2 separate regions of the Homo sapiens genome follow, and region 2 is linked to region 1. The links are chromatin loops, found by intact Hi-C in ENCODE. Cell type or tissue: stomach. All regions are shown on one strand.

Evidence for each region. Hi-C counts contacts between places; a loop is a spot of excess contacts. Peaks named below come from ENCODE experiments on the same cell type or tissue, not always from the same donor. Only the 100,000 strongest peaks of a DNase experiment are listed, where the experiment ranks them.
Region 2: it touches region 1 in a loop (2.6-fold over the local background); 8 of 110 quality-filtered maps call a loop at or near these places.

The regions. Positions count from the first base shown.
Region 1 is chr1:64,161,903-64,166,902 of GRCh38, forward strand. The region is part of intron 8 of ROR1 (receptor tyrosine kinase like orphan receptor 1); the gene reads left to right. Among named protein-coding and RNA genes, the nearest start is that of UBE2U, 39 kb to the right of the region's middle. In stomach, a CTCF peak has its summit at 2,235; no DNase peak of the experiment used is centred here; H3K27ac peaks cover 676 bases.
Region 2 is chr1:63,622,185-63,627,184 of GRCh38, forward strand. The region is part of intron 1 of PGM1 (phosphoglucomutase 1); the gene reads left to right. Among named protein-coding and RNA genes, the nearest start is that of PGM1, 31 kb to the left of the region's middle. In stomach, no CTCF peak of the experiment used is centred here; no DNase peak of the experiment used is centred here.

The sequences.
Region 1 (5,000 bases):
TCCTGGAAAAAGCACAAAGGACTCTGTAGACCTTAAAGAAAATTCCTAAATGTAAACAGAAAATCTCTAAAACTGCTTTGGAAGGTCACTGACACATAAATATTACATGTACCTATAAAATCTAAAAGGAAAGGACACACATAAGAAAGAAACAAAGAAAAGTCCTGAAAACAAACACTCCACCAGAGCAAAATCAAAAGAATATTTGGAGGCGAGGATGAAAAAGGAATGAAGGATAGAAGCCAGTCTGCCCTAGCCTTATTCTTTTTTCCCCTTGGCCAATTCAAAAGTCAGAGACTCTAGGGTTCTTATTTATCCAAATGAATGTGCCCTTCAGGGTTTAAACTCTCTGCTTCCATCTCTCTTCACTTGCTGAGCCGCTAAAATTCTCCTGAGTGTTTGGATTGAGAAGAAGAGGCTCCTGTGGGAGATTAGAAACTGATACCCTTGAGAGAGGACAATAGGGAGCTGCCGACAGACTGGCTGACGAGGCCCGGCTTGGGTCCCCAGAGAGGTAGGACAGTGCAGTTGGAAGTAAAAGCTTTTGATGAGCCATGAGTTTCCTTCTGATCTGTGGGCAAAGGAAGCCAGTGGACCAGAGAGGCACCTTAACGCCGAACAATCAGGAAGATGGAGATGTCCTGGCTCCCATGCCAACTGCTCTGTGACTCTGAGAAGCCATCTAGCTTTTTGCAGTTCAATTTTCTCAGCTGTTCAGGAGAAGAAGTAGACTGCATTCAAGTATAAGACTGTTTATTTTCCTGTTATTTTGTTTAGCCAAAGATTTGAAGCCATTCAATCCTCTAACGAGTACTGTAGTGTTGCCTAAACTAAGCAGGATTTTCTATATTGCATTACAAATTTTACAATCTGAGTGAGGTTGTTTTTTCTTCTTTTAGTACAGCAGAAATTGAACCTTCTCAGAGGAGCCTGGAAACTCTAAATTCCCTTCTCTGTTTCTTTTCCTTTGCTTCTCCTTCCCTTGCCCCTACATCCCCTGCCAGGTATGACTCTGGAAAACAGCATTCTGTAAGCTTGCTTGGGTAAGGGAGAGAAGCTGTGGTATGTGCTACTGTGGGAGCAGGGAGGGGGCAGAGTCTCCCCTTCAAGAACAGGATGGGTCCCATTCAGCCCAGGCCTCCTGGCTCCTCACCTGCCTGGAGGTTAGGCAGACAGAGAGGTTAAAAGATGGAGGAGTCTGAGGGGCATGGTTGCTCACACCTGTAATCTCAGCATTTGAGGAAACCAAGCTGGACAGATCGCTTGAGCCCAGGAGTTCAAGACCAGCCTGGGCAACATGGGGAAACCCCATCTCTACAAACACACACACACACACACACACACACACACACACACACACACACAATTCGCCAGGCATGGTGGTGCATCTCTATACTCAGAGCTACTCGGGAGGCTGAGGTGGGAGGATTACTTGAGCCTGGGAATTTGAGGCTGCAGTGAGCTAAGATCATGCCACTGCACTCCAGCCTAGGCAACAGAGTGAGACTCATCTCAAAAAAAGAAAAAAAGATGGAGGAGTCTGAGAATGGGGGCGAGGAAGAGTCAAGGCAGGCCAGGGGTGTGAGATGCAGCCAAAGCCTGGACAGCCCCCATGAGTCGAACTCCTGCAGCTCCTGGCTGATGTAAGGAACATCGCAGGGGAAAGAAAGCAAGACTGGCCCAGCTTTCCAAAGCTGATGGCTGTGTTTTACTTCTCAATTTACCCTCATCTCTTGCCAGCTTCTCTCCTTTTTCACTTCCAGACAATTCATCTCTCCGTTTTCCTTTCCAGCCAAAGTAGTTGCTGAATATACTGAAATTTGATTACATTCTCTGGCCCTGTCCCTTTTGCCAGCAACATGCTTCCATCTAAAAGCCCTGCTGGAGTCTGGCTACCCTTTTTAATTTGCTGTTCTTACCAAATGTCACCACACTTCATGCTAAAATATCCTCGATAATTTTTCCACTCACTCCTTAAAGCTATTGTCTCCCAACACTTCTGAGCTCACCATTCTATTAACATGGGCCTCTTGGGAAGCACCAGTGATGTTATTTAATCCAGTGACCTTTGCCAAGTCTTCCTCCCCTTTAATTTCTCTGGAGCCTTTGATATTCTTAACCACCATCCTGAAATATATTTTTTTTTCCCCTTGACTTTCCTCCTATCTGCTTCCCACACTTCCTTCACTAGTTCTTTTAATTCCCTTAATGGGAGCATCCTCTGACATTCTTTTCCTCTCTCATTCTCTTGAGCTGATTTCATCCTCTGGCATTGCTCTAGCTCCCCCTTGAGTGTAATGATTTCCCAACCTGGAAGGCCCAGTTTCAAGTTATAAAATTCTTGCCACCAAAATCCTGCCACCCAAAAGTCCATACTATCGGGGCCTAGCTTACCTTTCCAGCCACACTTTTCTCTTAGTTTATTTCTGGAAAGTAGTCTGATACACTTCAAAGAGCAAGAGTGTAGAGACAAAGAGATATGATTACAAATCTTGGCTCTGCTGTCAACTGGCCACAAGATCTTAAGCAAATAACTAACTTCTCTGAACCTTTTATTTTCTCATCCATAAGGCAAGGATAAGAATAGTACTTAAAAGGGATATTTTTTACACTTTGAGATAGCATGTCTGGCACCTCACAGGTACTTAATAACCAGAAATTACTATTATTGTTATAACTGATGAGTACAGATCTTTTTTTTAACTTTTATTTTAAGTTAAGGTGTACAAGGGCAGGTTTGTTATGTAGGTAAACTTGTGTCATGGGAGTTTGTTGTACAGATTATTTGATCACCCAGGTATTAAGCCCAGTACTCATTAGTTATTTTTCCTGATCCTCTCCCTCCTCCCAAGCTCCACCCTCTGAAAGGCCCCAGGGTGTGTTGTTCCCCTCTGTGTGTCTATGAGAACAACATTTAGCTCTCACTTAAAAGTGAGAACATGCGGTACTTAGTTTTCTGTTCCTGTGTTACTTTGCTAAGGATAATGGTCTCCAGCTCCATCCATGTCCCTGCAAAGGATGTGATCTTATTCTTTTTTATGTCCACATAGTATTCCATGGAGTATATTGTATGTACCACATTTTCTTTATCCAGTCTATCACTGATGGGCCTTTAGGTTGATTCCATGTCTTTGCTGTTGTGAATAGTGCTGCAGTGAACGTATATGTGCATGTGTCCTTATAATAAAATCAGTTATATTCCTTTGGGTATATACCCAGGATTTAAATTGCTAGGTCAAATGCTATTTCTGTCTTTAGATATTTTAGGTTTCCACAATGGCTGAACTAATTTACACTCCCATCAACAGTGTATAAGCGTTCCTTTTTCTCTGCAACCTCGCCAGAATCTGTTGTTTTTTGACCTTTTAATAATGGCCATTCTGACTGGTGTGAGATGGTGTCTCATTGTGGTTTTGATTTGCATTTCTCTAATAATCAGTGATGTTGAGCTTTTTTTCATATGTTTGTTGGCCACACGTATGTCTTCTTTTGAAAAGTGTCTGTTCATGTCCTTTTTATGGGGTTGTTTTTCTTTAAATTCCTTAGAAATGCTGGATATAAGACTTTCACCGGATGCATAGTTTGCAAAATTTTTCTCCCATTCTGTAGGTTGTGTTACTCTGTTGATAGTTTCTTTTGCTGTGCAGAAACTCTTTAGTTTAATAAGATCCCATTTGTCAATTTTTGCTCTGGTTTTGATTGCTTTTGGTGTCTTCGTCATGAAATCTTTGCCTGTGCCTATATCCTGAATGGTATTGCCTATGTTGTCTTCCAGGATTTTTATAATTTCGGGTTTTACTTTTTTTTTTTTTTTTTTTTTGAGATGGAATCTCGCTTTGTCACCCAGGCTGAAGTGCAGTGGTGTGATCTCAGCTCACTGCAACCTCCACCTCCTGGGTTTAAGCAATTATCATGCCTCAGCCTCCTGAGTAGCTGGGACTACAGGCATGTACCACCACACGTGGCTAATTTTTGTCTTTCTTCATAGAGATGAGGTTTTGCCATATTTCCCAGGCTGGTCTCAAACTCCTGGCCTCAAGTGATTCACCTGCCTTGGCCTCCCAAAGTGCTGGGATTACAGGCATGAGCCACTAGGGTTTTACATTTAAGTCTTTCATCCATCTTGAATTAATTTTTGTACATAGTATAAGGAAAGGGTCCAGTTTCAATCTTCTGCATATAGCTAGCCAGTTATCCCAGAACCATTTATTTTACTAGGGAATTCTTTCCCCACTGCTTGCTTTTGTCAGGTTTGTTAAAGATCAGGTAGTTGTAGGTGTGCAATCTAATTTCCGAGTTCTCTATTCTGTTCCATTGTTCTATGTGTCTGTTTCTGCACCAGTACCATGCTCTTTTGGTTACTGTAGCCCTGTAGTATAGTTTGAAGTCAGCTAGCATGATGCCTCCAGCTTTGTTCTTTTTTCTTGGCTATTTGGGCTCTTTTTTAGTTCCATGTGAATTTTTAAATAGTTTTCTCTAGTTCTGTGAAGAATATCAATGGTAGTTGAGTAGGAATAGCATTTAATCTGTAAATTGCTTTGGGCAGTATGGCCATTTTAATGATATTGATTCTTCCAATCTATGAGCATGGAATGTTTTTTCATTTGTTTGTGTCATCTCTGATTTCTTTGAGCAGTGTTTTGACTACAGCTCTTTTAATGAAGCAAATGCTGTGCAAACATAGATTAATGAAGCAAATGCTGTGCAAACATAGGATACTGTGGGCTGGGGAGGAAGCTATAGGATCCAGCAATGCACAGCATTAACTGGGGTGAGGACACAGGCAAGAGAATCCCAGCAAAGATTATAGAGGTAGCTCTTTGGACAGCTCTCGTATTCCTTGTGTCCATCCTGTTAGCATACATTCTCCTGCCCCACACCCTGCTCACATCCTGGATAAAATCCATCAGGGTGGAGAAGGTCTGACAGTGAGGGCTGGGAGGCTGCCCGGTACATAACCTCAGCTTAAACCAATGTCTATAGAAACTCTACTTCTGGGA
Region 2 (5,000 bases), 540 kb before region 1:
TGGCTAATTTTTGTATTTTTAGCAGAGACAGGGTTTCACCATGTTGAACAGACTGGTCTCGAACTCCTGACCTCAGGTGATCTGCCCACTTTGGCCTCCCAAAGTGCTGGGATTACAGGTGTGAGCCACCATGCCTGGCTGAGAACACACATGTATGTATTTAAATAGATCATTAATAAAATCTCAGGGATCAAATGGAATTAGATATGAAATTTATTTAGGTAAAATATTTTTAAACATCCTAGTTTCTTCAAATACAAAGGACTTAAACTGCTTCCCTAAAAACATTTTATTAAAAGTCAAGTATGCTTAAAACTGAGAAAATGTTAAAAACGAATCTCATGTTCATATTATTTTTCTAAATAAAAACTCGATCCAACCCTGTGTACTCAGAAAAACATATGTATATTTTTTCCGTGTTTTGCTTACATTTTTAAGGACTTGGTGCATCCTCACGCCTGTTTTTTTGTATATTCAAAGGAATGACCAAGCTGTTGGTTATTCAGGGCAACTTTGGAGGTATCTGTTCTTCTAGAACTGAACACTGTTTTCTTAAATCTTTGGTGGCCAATGAATAAATCTGTTAGATAATTTTTTTCCTGATAGATTGCATGTGTGAAGTAAAAATAATTTCTTAGGTTTCAAAATGACAGTGATGTAAGAAAACCAGGGGTAAATTAAGCTCCCTCACTTCCATTTTAAGATTGACCTTTAACTTGCTAGGTGGCATGGGGCAACTTTAGCTGCAGATGGCCTTCTCAGAGATGAATGCCCAGAGAGGCTCTGGTTTAAGGGATGGCAGGAGCAGTGAGAGCCACACCAGGGTGTCTTGTTCACAAATCTGCTTCGTGGGACTGCATTTGCCCTCTTTGCCTGGGCTCTGAGAGTGGAGCCTGTCAGCCACCTGGTGTTTACAGCTGAAGTTGGCTGCATGCAGCACTCCTTGGAGCTATCTCTACCCTAACGGGGAAATGAGACAAAAATAATTGAAGGGTATTTGGCTTGGTTAAGTGGGCAGAAGTGTCCTCATCAAAACAACTTTGAAGACCTGCTTTGTGTGTGGGTGCGAGTGGGTGTGTGGCCCTTAACTTGTTCACAAGGGACAACAACAACAAGGAATTAACCAAGCTTTCTCATTGAGAGTGATCGTCCATGCAAACCCTCTATTTTAGTTACTCATACGACACTGTTGCAGCTTCAGGTTGGACAGACCTATTTTGGAGTCCCTTGACTGCTTTCTGGACACCCTCACTGAGCCAGTCGGTGGAAGTGAAGGATGAGTGATTTTGAAGAATGGATTTCTGGGACATATAGAAAAATGGAAGAAGGTCCTCTCCCTCTGTTGACTTTTGCTACAGCTCCCTACCACGATCAGAAACCAGGAACAAGTGGATTACGGAAGAAAACCTATTATTTTGAGGAAAAGCCATGCTATCTGGAGAATTTCATCCAGAGTATATTCTTTTCCATAGACCTAAAAGATCGCCAGGGATCATCACTGGTGGTTGGTGGAGATGGGCGGTACTTTAATAAATCAGCAATAGAAACAATAGTGCAGATGGCAGCTGCCAATGGGGTGGGTATATGATAAGTATTGTTATGTTTCTGGCTCTCCAAATAACCTTAATTTTACAGAAGTATACAAACGTACAAGGATTTATATGTGGTATACACTTCAATTCTACTAACATCCAGCTAAGTTTCATTGTAACTTCAGTGATTGTATATTGTGAAAATACTTCAGAAATTACATTAGCCACACTGGGATACAGGAATGTTAAGTTCAGCTTCTTAGGTATTATGCTGTGTTCTGTTGCTTGACAAAGTACCTGTTGCTTTTTAGACATTTAAAGCACACTCCCGGTCTTAAGCTGTTTTATCTACATTCTAACTAGCTTCAAGGGGCACCCTGTCCTGTGTAAGAGGGCTCTACTGAATGGTGGAGAGAAGAGGATTTTGTTTTCTTTCAATGGCTTTCTTGTTGAAGTTCAGTCACTTGTCAAACAGGAAAACAAAAGCCAGGGCATGCTGTTGTTTATGGATCCTGGTAGTCACGCAGAAATGCTAGGAGGGGTTGGAAAATGTTAGGTGTGAGCCTTTTGAGGGGACCTGTTACAGGGGCACCTGCTTATAATGACCTTGGACACAAAGAAGCCGTGCGCATGGTGAATTTGTGCAGCAGGGTAGAGATAATAACTCCTGTAAGACTATAGTATGAGGCGGCTCTGCTAAACCTCTGCATCGTGAAAAACCGTGTTGGCTGGATTAAGCAAATGAGAAGGAATATTGTACCAGAACGCATTGATCTTGATAATCTAACAATTCGTGCAGCCCACTGGTTTCCAGGAAGGTGGGCATCAGGACATTGATGTTTTTGCTCTGCAAATTCCTCAGTGGGACCAGAAATACATTTTTAGTGTTTTAGATAATGATTAGCAATTAGTTGGAGCACATAGTCCTTCAGTACCTGCAAATTTTAAAATCTGGTGTATTTCTTTTCTGGAAGAGATTCTGATTCTTGGTAGATAAAATGTAGTATTGCAACTAAGTGTGTTAGACATTCATTTTCAGTGTATTTTCAAAATATGCTGAGCAGGTATGTTTGCAGAAGCAAAATTAAAGCAAAACAAAATAAAATGTACCACCACACTAAATTTTAAAGTGTTTGTAGATCCTGTTGTTTATAATTAGAGTTTTCCTGATACTCAGTTTCAGAATCTGAATGCCTCTCATGTAAAAGTTGCTGATAAAGCACTCAAATATGAAATTATTATGAAGCATACACATTTTTAAGATAAAATGTGACATGCCATAAATTTTTTCTTTGAGGAGAGCTGCAAAGGGAACAGTATTAAGATGCTTTTAATCTTTTGAGAGGGAACGAATGGAACATTATTTCTCCACATATATCTAGACTGTTGAGTGGATCTGGTACACTGTCCCCTTTGCTGTGATATATTTGGCTCCATTTCATTTTTGTGTGGAGCTGAAGAATGTGGAAGAAGTGGTAGGAATGTGTAATTCAGGCACACCCTACAGACTTTCTCAGATTTGCCCTCTGAAGGTTTGCTAAATAATACATTTAAGTGATAATTGACTAAATATGGTAGCTGCCTATTTGTTAGAGCTGTTGGCAGCCCAAGCAATATTTTCAAGTCTTTTCAAGGTAAGCTTAGAGGTGAGAGCCACCTTATTAAAAATAGCACTGCATTTAAAACAGTCATGCTAACCAACTGAATTGCTTAAAATATTAGTGGACTGGATAAAGCACTTCAATCGGATGCGCTTTAAACCTGTGAAATTCTAAAGGGTTTGATTTCTTCTCTTTCTAACATATCCTAAATTCTGACTGTTTTAACATGCCTTTGATTGTGGGTGGGACTGCAGGGAGGAAATCTAAAGGAAGGATAATTATTACCACAGATTTTGACAAAAGTCAGTGCTCCTTTCTCATTTTCTTTAATACCCACTGTGCCCATAAGCTGATTCTTGGAGGGCTTTTCAGCCCACTGAGCTAAATGGAGATCATTTTATTTTTTTTCCCTTTACCATACTTTATCTGGTGCATTTATGGGTTATAAGTTTCTCTTCATTTTTTATTTACATAGAGCTCTCTGCTTTTAAAGGACGTTTTATTGCACAAAATAAGATATTGACGGGCCCCTTTTAGAATATTGATATCTCATTCAGTCCCCAGAGCTCTAAACTGAGAGGTAAGTTTAGAGGTAAGAGCAGGACCCATGTGCATGATTACAGGACAAAGAAAATGGAACTTGTTTTTTAAATAACCTAAGAAAATACCAAGCCCTGTTTTCAATTAAAAGGAATATTTAAAGTTTACTCCCTGCCATGTTTGACTATTAGATGTTTGGAGAACAATGAGATACCCATTTTGGTGGGGAGGCGTGAGTTTTAAGGAAGGAAGTCGTGGGAAAGGAAGGCAGGCAGGGGAGGCCATTTGAGGATGGACTCTTAGTGCCTGGCTGAGGGGGTTATCTCTAACTTGGGAGCCAGGAAAGGTAAAATGTACATAACATCAGATTTACCATTTTAACCATTTTCAGTGTATGGTTCCCTGGCATTAATTACACTCACAATGTTTTACAACCATCACCACTATCCATCTCCAGAGCCTTTTTTAAAAATCATCCCATACAGAAACTCTGTACCCGTTACACAATCATTCCCCATTTCCACTCCCACCAGCCTCTGGTAACCTCTGTACTACTTTCTGTCTTGATGAATTTGCCTATTCTAGTTACCTCATAGAAGCAGAATCAGACAATCCTTGTCCTTTTGCATCTGGCTTATTTCACTTAGCATGATGTTTTCCAGCCTTATCCGGGCTGTAGAATGTGTCAGAATTTTATTCCCTTTTTTTAAGTTAAAAAATATTTATCCTTATGACCTGGCAGTCACATGAGAAAAAAAAAGAAAAAAAAAATTATCCTATATATGTCCTTCCAATCACATCCATATCTATAGATTGCAATGTCATCTTTGAGTACAGTGACAAATTCTTTAAAAAGTTTTAGTTGTGGTAAAAACATGTAATAAAATTTACCACCGTAACCATTTTTAGGTGTATGGTTCAGTGATGGTAACAAAACATTGTTGTGCAGCATATCTCTAGAAAGTTTTCATCTTGCCAAACTGAAAGTCTGTGTCCATTGAACAACTCCCCATCTTTCCCTCTTCTGAGCCCCTGCCAACCACCATTGTATTTTGTGTTTCTATGGTGTTGACTTCTTTAAATACCTCATGTAAGTGGAATCATACAGCATTTGTCTTTTGTGACAAATGCTGTATGACAAATTTCACTTAGCATAATGTCCTCAAGGTTCATCCATCTTGTGGCATATGGCAGGACCCCCCCCCCCCCACACACACACACACTTTTAAGGCTGAATAATATTCCACTGTATGTATACACAATATTTTGTTTATCCATTCACTTGATGATAGACGTTAGCGTTCTTTCCACCCTTTGACTTTTGTGA